2 separate regions of the Homo sapiens genome follow, and region 1 is linked to region 2. A link is a contact called in ENCODE Hi-C data. All regions are on one chromosome and are shown on one strand. Each heading gives the region's core, a stretch centred on a gene start or an enhancer-like site at or near the end of the contact. The rest is flanking DNA. Distances are from core to core; before and after follow the strand shown. Region 1 has its middle 35 kb from the start of LINC02639. Region 2 overlaps LINC02669 (long intergenic non-protein coding RNA 2669).

Evidence for each region. Hi-C counts contacts between places; a loop is a spot of excess contacts on that map. Pooled maps may share reads with other maps.
Region 1: a pooled map shows a loop between it and region 2 (4-fold over the local background). The contact joins two enhancer-like sites. A Hi-C loop is called at or near these places in 1 of 168 maps with a recorded cell type or tissue (B cell), 11 of 37 single-sample maps with no recorded cell type and 6 of 50 pooled maps.

The regions. Positions count from the first base shown.
Region 1 is chr10:3,865,506-3,871,568 of GRCh38, forward strand. No RefSeq gene overlaps it. Among named protein-coding and RNA genes, the nearest start is that of LINC02639, 35 kb to the left of the region's middle. RefSeq lists an enhancer at 4,198-4,697. Within about 2 kb of position 2,031, at least 3 of the 41 ENCODE cell types and tissues checked have a DNase peak (open chromatin) inside an H3K27ac peak, as active enhancers do.
Region 2 is chr10:3,491,927-3,497,845 of GRCh38, forward strand. It overlaps LINC02669 (long intergenic non-protein coding RNA 2669), which reads right to left. Exons shown (of 5, transcript NR_155743.1): 3 at 5,727-5,798. The region is part of intron 1 of LOC105376360 (a long non-coding RNA gene); the gene reads left to right. The region is part of intron 1 of LOC124902538 (a long non-coding RNA gene); the gene reads left to right. Among named protein-coding and RNA genes, the nearest start is that of LINC02669, 8.0 kb to the right of the region's middle. Within about 2 kb of position 3,056, at least 7 of the 41 ENCODE cell types and tissues checked have a DNase peak (open chromatin) inside an H3K27ac peak, as active enhancers do.

The DNA of each region.
Region 1 (6,063 bases), core at 781-3,280, 370 kb after region 2:
AACATTCAATCACAAGTAGTGTAAGTCAATTGTATTTAATAGCTAATTGACTTAGATTTCCTTTAAATATAGCTTTTACCTCCTTTTGAGAGCTTTCCTTGTTAACTAATTTTCTGTCGGTAGGCATAACCACTTGCTCATGTATGCTACAGCATATTAGAGTCAATATCATTCTTTCAACCATTCATTCAAGTCTAATTTTACTGTGCAGAGCATAGCATTACCGTAAGCTTATTTTCCACAGAGGAAATTCCCAATATGTAACTTAAAATATAAAAGTTGGTGTGATGAGGCCATAGTGTACAACCACAGTGGAAATTTGACTCATCCTGAGACTTTTTGAAGTTGCAATGTGCAACTAGAAATAATTAATGATCTCTAATACTTCTCACGGTTTCTATTTGGATGTTCTACAATTGTGAAGGATACTATGAATAATTCACCATTCCTTTAACCTCTTGGTCTGCTGTAACCAAATGATTCCTGGGATGGCAGTTTTGCTGGTCTACAGAATAATTATGAAATAATAATATTTCACCCATCTCTCTCTCTCTGTACCAAAAAAGAATATAAGAGCTTTATCTAGGTTGTGTGCTTATAAGGATACCAGTTTTTTACTTTCACATATTGAATTAACAATTACCAGTGAGTAGTTCTAATATGTTATTATAGTAGTGAAAATATAGATAGAGAACTCTATGTTAAATTTAAAAATGATCATTTCAGTGATTAGCTAGAGATCTGATAAAGTGGATCTTTAAGTTAATAAACCTGATATACTACAAGCCGTATGAGACATCCTGCTTAGCAGACTCTGGCAAACTGTTACTGGTTTAACATTGTTTTCTCCCAGGACATTCACCTTTTTGGTAATTTACACTTAAGCTATTCCCACTTGTCTGCAGTTCAGCAGAAACATACGTCTTGGCACAAATGAAAGAGTGACACCATCTCTCACAAGGACCACACTGTTGCTCATCATGTTTCCCAGAAATATGTGACATATGTTGGAGACCAAATAGAAGCAGTTCCTCAACACTTGTTTCAGGTTGTCAGAGAACTCGACCAGCAGCAAAGACAGCAAGTATTCCAGACCACCATGCAAATAATGTTCTGAAAAGAAGTCGTATTAGTCTGGTTCAAGAACAGTTTTAGCTGGTTATAGCTAACTGCCACTTCACACTTGGTGATCACTGCATAGACATATCTGAAAGGTGGAAGCACTGCTGTAGTAGCCCTTAAATACAGTTATTTTATGGGTTTTGTTGTTTTTGTTTTTGAGACAGGGTCTCACTTTGTCTCCCAGGCTGGATTGCAGCTGTGTGATCTGGGCTCACTGCAGCCTCCACCTCCCCAGCTCAAGTGATCCTCCTGCCTTAGTCCCAAGCAGCTGGGATTACAGGCTCGTGCCGCCACACCTGGCTAATTTTTGTGTTTTTTACAGAGATATGGTTTTGCCATGTTGCCCAGGCTAGTTTTGAACTCCTGAGCTCAAGTGATCCACCCGCCTCAGCCTCCTAAAGTCCTAGGATTGCAGGCATGAGCTATCACGCCAGGCCGTTTTATGTTTTATTTTTGTAAAATATTCTTGTTGTAAATTGGTGACATAATTAGTCTTAGTCCATCTAAATGCTAAGTGTCAGTTTCAACTCTAATCTAAATGATGGTCTGCAGCAGAGGTTTCCAAATATTTTGAGGATACACACCTCATCAGTAAAAAGGTTTTGATCATGAACATATAAAGACATTAACATTTGCTGATGTGTAAGACCAGCCCCTTCCTGCTGGGTGGCTTCCATGAGCAATTAGACAGTGATAGGAACAAACAATATAGAGACAGGTAAGTCTTCTGTTATATTTTGAGCATTATAAAGGATACACAGAAACATACACGTAATAAATGAATCAGATAAAAATAAATGTGCATAGAAGCTCTAATGTTCTTTTACTTGTATTGCAATATATCATTCTGTACAGAACCTTGGGTGTGTGCACCTCACCTGTGGGACCCCTGAGCCCATCTGTGAGACCTGAGGTGCTGTCACAAGTGCTCAGGGAAGGAGTGAAGTTGTTTTTCCACTGTGATGACTCTGGCTACATGAGAACGTTTTCTTTATGACTGAAGTAGAGTCACATTGGATAGCAGTAACTTTGATATCTTCATCAGAATGAGTCATTTTAATGTGTATTGCCTTGTAATCATAAAAGTTGAAGTATTACTTTTTTTTTTTAACTAGAGCACAGTTACAAGTAGATGTTTGCCATCATCATAACAAGAGGAAGTCATGGATTTTATTTTAAGGCACATAAACTGAGATCATGGGCACATGATCAAGTATCAATCTTCTATGTTGGGAGAAGACAGGGCCTAAGGTTTATGCATTACATAACATGTGCCAGGCACAATTCTAGATGGTTTGGATATGTTAAAAGAAATCATGGCTCTAAATTCCGGTACACAATGTTTAGTAGATAATAAATGCTATTATGTTTCTGATTTCATCATCAAAATTATCCAGACAGCTAGGTATGACTACACTAGTCATCCAAAATCACCTGAAAATCAGAGAGCTTCAGTGACTTTGGGTGTGGTCACTTCTTAGTAAGAGGCAGAATAGACACTTCTGATTCCATCGCTCATGTTCAGGGTTTTAATTTTTTTTCTTTTTTTGCTCCTTTCACTGTATAATTGCTCATGTGAGATGTTCCAGAGTGAATAGGCTGCCCTTTGGATATTGTCACATATAAAGACAATAAGAGTAAATAGTTGCTTATTTGAAGACATCCATAGAATGGCTCATGTGTCTTGTTTTTTGCTTTTGTTTGTTTATTTGTTTGTAGACACAGAGTCTCACTGTCACCCAGGCTGGAATGCAGTGGTGCGATCATGATTCACTGCAGTCTTGAACACCTGGGCCCAAGCTATCATCTCGCCTCAGCCACTTGAGTAGCTGGGACTACAGGTGCACACACGCCACTGAGCCTAGCTAATTTTCAACTTTTTTTTTTTTTTTTTCAGACAGAGTCTAAATCTGTCGTCCAGGCTGGAGTGCAAAGGCACACTCAGCTCAGTGCAACATCCGCCTACTCGTTTCAAATGATTATCTTTCCTCAGCCTCCTGAGTAGCTGGGATTACAGGCACCCACCATCACACCTGGCTAATTTTTGTATTTTTAGTAGAGATGGGGTTTCACCGTGTTGGCCAGGCTGCTCTTGAACTCCTGACCTCAAATGATTCGGCCCACCTTGGCCTCCAAAAGTGCTGGGATTACAGGTGTGAGACACCACGCCTGGTCAATTTTAAACTTTTTTGTAGAGACAGGGTCTTGCTCTGTTGCCCAGGCTGGTCTCAAACTTCTGGCTTCAAGGGATCCCTCCACCTTAGCCTCCCATTCTGCCACATTCTATTTCTGTAGAAGCAAGTTACAAAGTCCAGCTGACACGCAGAGGAGCAGAATTGAACCTCACCTTTTCAAAGAAGGATTGTCAAAGGATTTGTAGATATATTTTCAAGACACCACACAATGCATTTGATGAGATTCTGATTATAGACCCTTTGGCATATTTTATGTGGACTGTAAGGAACTGGGAAGGATCTAATATTTTACCCTATTTGTAAGGTTTCAAGTTAGCCTGTCCTAGTTTTGTGAATGCTGACAGAAGATATGAGTACTCTGGGTCAAAGACCAAAAGGACTTTATGACTCAAGCAATAGCAGTAGGCAGAGTATCAGCAATTTTGGTTCTCCTACTCCCCACCCCCAGAGGGTGACTGAAGGAGGGTCAGGTGACATTTGCACATGCAGTGGATTGCATTTCAGGAGGTGAACCTAAACTTGGAGGATGGGAAGCTGCCTTTCACAAGAAGCAGTAGGCATACCTGCCCTTTGCTTTGAAGGACACACAGTCTCTGTCTTCCAAAGCTGTTCACTATTTAACTATCTTTCACAAGATACTCCAGGACAAAGACTCTCACGGCCTCTACTCAGAAGATGTGCAGACATGTGAGGGTCATGGAGAATTCTCTTCCGAGTTTATGATAAAGGTGGTTGCATTAGTCAGGGTTCCCAGAGAAACAAACCAATAGGAGATAGATAGGTGGATATTTTAAGGAATTTGCTCATGGGACAGTGGAGGCTTGGTGAGTCCAAAATCTGATGGGGGTGGTAAGCAGTCTGGAGACTCAGGAAAAAGCTGCAGTTTGAGTCTGAAGACAGTTTCGTGCAGAGCCAGAAAGGGCTGATGTTGCAGATGAAGTCTGAAGGCTGTTTGCTGCTGAATTCTCTCTCGCTTGCAGGGAGGTCAGCTTTTTGTGCTCTTCAGGCCTTCGGCAGATCGGATGGGGCTCACCCATATCAGGGAAATCTCACCCAAAAATATCCTCACAGAAATATCCAGAATAAAGATTGACCACATATCTGGGCACCATGGCCCAACCAAGCTGACACATAAAATTAACCGTCACACTAGTGGTATGATTGCTTTATTTAGTTGCAAGAGTTGAAAATAAAAAAAAAAATTAAAAAGGCATTTGGCTGAGGGGCACGGAAGGGCAGCCTATATTTATTGTGAAGTAATGTGTTCAACTGTGAGGGTTCATGTCTGAAGATAGTTCTAAATAAAAAAAGATGATTTTTCTTAATTCCCATTGCCCCATTTCAGATTCCCATTTGATAATTTAAACAAATGCATACTAGCAGCCAGATGCGGTGGCTCGTGCCTGTAATCCCAGCACTTTGGGAAGCTGAGGCAGGTGGATCATCTGAGATCAGGAGTTTGAAAGCAGCCTGGCCAACACGGTAAAACCCCATCTCTAGTAAAAATACAAAAATTAGCCAGGCATAATGGCAGGCACCTGTGATCCCAGCTACTTGGAAGGCTGAGACAGGAGAATCACTTGAACCTGGGAGACGGAGTTTGCGGTGAGCTGAGATTGCACCACTGCACTCCGGCCTGGGTGACAGAGTGAGACTCCATCTCAAAAAAAAAAGAAAACAAAAATGCATACTGGCATGGTCCACCCTAGTCAAACAGATTCAAAGAACTACAGACTTGGAGGAGACCCCAGAGATAATATAATTCATCAACATCATGCTACAACTTTCTGAATATCATGCAAATAGTTACCTGTAGAGCTGGGACTTAAAACCCAGGGCTCATACTCTACTCTGTCCAAGAGCATTAGAACTGTGGCTCACGGAACCCTGGGTTCAACAGAGGTTCCTTGGGAGCCTCCAGGAGGATGGGCATGGGCAGGGCCCCAAATTGGTATTCACTAGAGGGGCTTCATTTCAGTGTGAATTTTATATTGGAATACTGTGTAAGGTCCCATTTGAAAAGGGCTTATTTTGCCAAAGCAAGCTTGCAAATGACTCTCGTTTGCGATGGATATTTTTGTTGCTAGTGTTGGAAGTTAATACGTTCAAATTACATTTGAGAACCGAAGTTCAAAAAATAACCTTCCTTTAGAATTTTTTTGAATTTTAATAATTTGATCCAATTTGAGTTTATAAACTCAAGGAAAATATTAACTCATCAATTTAGTAGTGTGTAAATTATTCTATTCCATATTTATTTTATTCTTAAAAATCATGACCATAAATTTAATAGGATAATTCAAACTTTTTTTTAGTAAAAAGCAGTATATATTCATGAAGGAATATTTGAAAATACAGAATAACAGAAAAAAATGTAAAATATACCTACTACCTAAACATACCTTTATCAGTATTTTTATGTATCACCTTTCAGCATTTTTTTTCTAGGCAGATGTCTCTTTCTCTACGTAGTTGTCAATAAACTGTGTACTTATGCACAATTTCATGTGACCATTTGTGCTTATCATATACTCAAGGCCTTCTCTATGTCATGGAACGACCTTGGAAATATAATATTGAATGACTATGTAAGCTTCCACAAAGTGGTTATACCAGTTTTTAACTAACAACCTCTTTTCTGTTTTTGATTTTATTTTACTGCTAAAAATTCAAGCTGGAATAGTACTGCTGGGAACCAAGTTGTTTCCCCAACGCCTGCCAAAGTCCTCTATTGAATCCCTAACCC
Region 2 (5,919 bases), core at 1,806-4,305:
AATTTACCTATATGACCAATGTGCACATGTACCCTTGAACCTAAAATACAAGTTAAAAAAAAAGACACATATTAAAAATCAAAGGGCCAGAAAACAGTTTTCTTTCCATGACCCCAAATCTGTCTGGACAGTGTTCCTCCTGCCCTAACTTTCCCTCTGAATATATGTGTATGTGTATATATGTGTATGTATATACATATATATATGTGTGTGTGTATATATACATATATGTGTGTATAAATATATACGCAAGTTCTTTATAAACTTAAGTCTGTAGCTTGTGTTGAGTTCAGACAGCTAGTCCAGCTCTGCCAATTCACAGATGTTCCATGGAAGCAGATGATGGCTTAGGATATGGACACACTGAGTGTGGCTCTAATAAAGTTGTTTGTTTTATAATTTATACCTCGCTTTGTAAGGTAGTCTATCTTTAATAGAAATTTAAACATTCTGCTATGTTGAGACACATAAAATTATTTATAATAATTCTTTTGTTCCCCTCAAATGAAGCCATGATTTAAAGTTCAAACCTTGAAGTTGCCTGTACCTAGGTTAAAATCATGATTTGATACACTCCTAGCTGTAATATCCTAGAGGAGATACTCAACTTTCTGAAGCTTACTGTTTTTAACCTATAAAACGAGCATCACTGTACCTATCTGTTAGCTTTTGTTGTTCAGGTTGAATAAGATAATCTATGTACAAAGTATTTAGCGAGTTTCACCTAGGTTAAACACTCAGAGATTAGGAGTCTTCTTGTTATTATTTGGATCCCTGGTTTGTGGCTACAATTTAGTAGCCCGGGGAATATAGGCTGCAGCTGAACCACGGAGAAGCGGTTGTCTGATGCGCTCGTTCACTGTAAAATACTGCAACACCAAATGACTTTCACCAGTGACACTGGAACGGTACTGAAGCATTAGAGTAAGCTCTCAATAAGTAAGATCCATTTTATTACTATTATTATCATCACCATTGTTGCTATTCAGTCTAACCTGGAAATGGGTTGTGGGAAGTTTAATTTATTTTAAAAATGGAAATGAAAGTCAATACAGACATTAATTCTATAGCAAGAGGTTATATTATTTTAAATGGCTAAAAAGAGGTAGATTATCCTGGGAACAGAATTTGCCCAAGAAGCCAGTAATTGGTTGTTACCCAGGGTTATTGTCCAGGCAATACAGACACTTTGAGTAGCTCTGTGCATTCAACATTGTAACAGTGAGTGAGAATATTATCTAGAATGCGTGAGATGCCTGGAAATTGATGATGCTGGTGGAAAGCGGAGGGAAAGGCCACTCTGTGTGAGAAGCATCAGTGCGTTCAAATGAAAGAATCACTCCGTGATGTGTAGGCTAACCTTTATACATCTGCGATGACTGACTCACCTACTCACTAAAATGCCTATCTGCAAAATAACTTTTCAGTTGTAAATCTGAAACCATCCAACTGCCATTCCCAAACTTTTCCCACTGAATCAATAGTTTATAAAATAATCTCTAACAGTATAAGCTTTCTTGGAAACACAATTATCACATTACAGCCAAACATAGTGTATCTATGCTCTTTTCAAAACCAAACATTGTTTCTAGGAATGTAATGCAAATAAACTCTATATAAATACATTTTAAGTACTTTTTTTAAACTGATTTGTTTCTGAAAACTAGTTTCTGCACCAAAGCTCATGAACAGAGGTGTCTTCAGTGGGATTAAATACTGTCTCAAGGTTGGTTAGCGCTTTCAGATGAAGCATCTCATTTGCTGTCATAACAATGATACCTGCCTGACCTTATAAGAACAGGTATCATTATCTTCATTTTCATTTGGGTAAGTTGAAGTTTAGCAGACTTGAATGACTCATCTGAGGTTGTTCTCTCTCTCTCTCTGAGGCTGCCTCTCCACCTCTTTGACAATCCTCTCTCCAAACCTGTTTTTGTATATAAAGAGGACTAATCTTTCTGGTCTATCCTAATGTCCACTTTTGTACCCAGGAAGAGATTATTTCTTTGAACATTTCCATCACAGAACAAATAATTATATAAGGTTTTATTGTGAATTCTCTTAAAATAATGTAGCCCAAACTCAGAATTTTCAAGAACATAACTCATGTCCCAGAGCACAGATGATAACAAAATACGTGAACGTTTTTGTCTCGGTTCCTGTTAACACTGAAAACTCGGTCACATCGTATTTTCAAGGAGTCAAGGGCAGATTCCACGTGCCGTCTTCTGTATTGCAATCACCGAAGGTGTTTGGCGGGGAGCCCATGGCTCTGTGTCTTCCTAAGTTTTTGTGCTTTTTCCTGTCTGCTGTTCTATTAACCTTACTTAAGTAACGGCGTTGAGTGTGAGCTACCTCCTTTCTTGTTAGAAGTGCGTGAACGTCAGGCAAGCCTCACGCCGCCTGACTGGGGAATGCTTGCCCTCACTCGGCTTTTACGGGATGATTTCCATCACAGTGTTACATCACAGTGTATTCTAAGAAGCATTTAGCTTCAGGATGTATCAGAGTGTTTTCCAGTAAAAAGCACGTTTCAGGCCATGAGAAAGAGGCTGTGGATGAACCACACTTGGAATTCCGACTCCTGCGGTGCTCCCAGGTGGAGGAAGTGGCGAAGGGGGCACTGAATGTAGCCTTGGGACATTCCAAACGGGCGATCACCACAGAGAAAGTCATTTCTTCCTCTCTTTAGAAGCAGCTGTGTTTCCTCAAGAAAGTGACTTTATCTGGCTATTCCATGGGGGAAAGCGAGCTGTCTCAAAATTAGCCTTATATGCTGTGCGGTATTAAAGGAAAATTATACTTGGCTCACCAGTGAGTCATCGTACTGGTTTCGCTTTATTTTTATTTCTTTTCTACTTTAGGAACTGAAGCTTGAGGGCAACTGTAGGGGGAAGGTGGGGAGGATGGGAAAGATGCAGAGAGAGCCTGCGCCATGGTGGTCACGAGACAGAGGAGAGCAGAGACATCCCAGCGGCATAAGCCTGAGACCCCAGGCAGGGCATCAGCTCTCCGAGCCTCAGGGGCCTTCCCTTTGAGGACATTAGCAAAGGCGTGCTGGTCCTCAGCACTAAGCTCACATCCAGTGGACGCTGTTCACTGCCATCAGGGTGTGTGCATTCAGCGTGGCTGGCAGGAGAATGACTCCTTAATACTCTGCCGATTACGCTACTTACTTATTTGTATTATTTATTTTTTGAGACGGAGTCTAGCTCTGTCACCCAGGCTGGAGTGAGTAGCACGATCTCAGCTCACTGCAACCTCCATCACCCTGGTTCAAGCAATTATCCTGCCTCCACCTCCTAAAGGAGCTGGGACTACAGGTGCGCGCCACCACACCAGGCTAATTTTTGTATTTTTAGTAGAGAAGGGATTTCACCATGTTGGCCAGGCTGATCTCAACCTCCTGACCTCGGGTGATCCTCTCGCCTTGGCCTCCTAAAATGCTGGGATTACAGCCGTGAGCCACAGTGCCTGGCCCAATTACTCTCGAGTAAAAGAACAGTATAGATGTGACTCACTTACAAATCCACATACATACATCTGTTTAGACTCAAAACACGTGGGACTACATTTACTCTCTGCTATTTTGGGAACTCAGCAGGGAATTTGCCTAAGAAAAAGTTTACACCCTCAGGCCAGAAAGGCAACTGCGCTCAACCCAGAGTCCTGTAAATTAATTTGAAGTCTTTTGGGAATAATGCTGAAACCAAAACCCAAGAGTTTCCCCTTTTCCCTTTTGGAAAATCAAGGAGAAATGAGAAAAAAGAAAAATTGTAAAGACCAAGCATTAGAAATAAAATCCCTTGACTTGGACCCAAGATTAGAAAAGAAGTTAAAAGAACATACCCTTCCTTTATCTCTCTGCGCATGTGTAGGGTATAGAAGCAATAATCTTATTGTTACAAAATACAGACAGTAAAACTCGAATTAAATGGAGTGTTTGGGCAAATCATTACCCCGGACAGCTGAGGCTTTCCAATTTGAAGACAAAGGTAATACCCTCTAAGCACCATCATTTAAAATCAACAAATTTTTAATTATAAATTTTACATAATCCTTCTTCTATGTATTTTTACTGTCAGTTTTGTTTTATTTCTCTGATTATAAAAGCCACATGTGGTTAACACCAAGCAGGTTCATTTAGTAACGTCTAATAAAGAAAACAAAAAAATTACTCTTCATCCCATAACCCAGAAATAACCACTCTTCATGTTGTATCTCACCTTTGGGAAGAGCATTCTGAACCCCGTTCCTGTACCCTGGGGGGAGTCGGAGGTGTGATTCACAGCTCCTTGGAGCTCTCAGCCCTGTGGGGCATGCAGATGACAAAGCAGGATAAACGCTATGAAGACCTGTCCTGAGTGTTAGGAATGAGACATCCTCCCATTCAGGTGGAAGATAAAGGGCAGAAGAGAGAGGCATTTCCAGAGAGAACAGCCTGGAGGGTTTCAGGTAAAACAGCACCTGAGCGGAGCCTCAGAAGTGGGGAGAGAGAAAGGAGGTTTCCAGGCAGAGTAAGCATCGAAGTCCCAGCTCAGCCCCGTGTCCAGCGCTTACTGGGTGAACTGGGGAGAGGCAAGGCTGGAGCTTCCAGGTGTGGGTGGCTACAGGTCAGATCTTAGAAGTTGTTGCAGATCTGGGCAAGAAATTCACTTTTTTTTTCCTTTTTCTGAGGAAATAATGTGAAGCCAGTAAATGTTAAACAGATAACTAAAATGAACGCAGGTGTAGTTTAAGGACCTGAGTAATGATTTGATTGAGATAGAGGAATCCAGGAAAGGAAGGAGAGGGAGATGCGTAGAGGCTCAAAGGTTTGGTTCCTCCCTGTGGAACATCCAAGATTGTAAGGCACTTGGTTAGCAGTGCTGTGCTGGGGTGTTGAGGGTCTCAAGCTCAGGGAAGAGGGGTGGAACAGAGATACTTATTTGTGAGATATTAGCGTGACTGGATCCTTGATTTAGTCATCTCTGCCAAGTTCCTTTTACCAGGTAAAAGAACATTTTTGCAGGTTCTTTGGGTTAGGAAGCAGAGAGTATCATGACCATTGTTTTGCAAATCAATTTGAAATGTTAGATGGCATGAGCACATTCCTTGAAAAATACCACTAATTCCAGAACTAAAACAAGAAGTACAAAATCTTTATAACTCCATTTTTATGGATGGAATTGAACTTGTAATTTGAAACATTCTCAATAAGAAAAGTCAAGTCCAGAGGACTGAATCATTCAATCACTAAAAACACTGCAGGGAGAGCTGACACTAACCATCCATGAACTCAACCAGAAAATGGCAAAGGCAGGAACGCTTCGGACTCTCTGCATGAGGCCAGCGCAATCTTAATAACAAAACTTCACAAAGACATTGTAAGATAGGAAAATTACGGGCAGATTATTCTCATAAGCAGAGATACAAAACTCCTAGACGAAATATTAACAAACCAAATCTGTGGCATACAAAAAGAATTATACATTACAACCAAGTTGGGTTTATTCTATAAATGTGTGCCAAGATTTAAAATTCAAACAATGTGATTTATTATATTACCATTAAAACTCACAGGAGCATCTCAGTAGACACAAAATGAGCACTTGATATTTTCAACACCCATTCAAAATAAAATTGGTAGCAAACTACAGAGAGAGGTTTTGTTTATCTGAAAAAGGGTATCTCAAGAAAACCCTACAGAGGTTATCATACTTGATAATAAAACTTCGAAAACTTACTTTGTTTGTTGTTGGAAAGACCACAGCGTCTACTACAACTTCTACACGATAGTACACGGGATGTTCTCTTCACTGCAATAAGGCAAACAAAGGAAAAGTCGTGAGAATTGGAAAGATAAAGTAAAACTGTCATTTTGCATTATCAGCATGATTGTGTAGATAGAAAATATATTCGGATATACAGATCAACTAT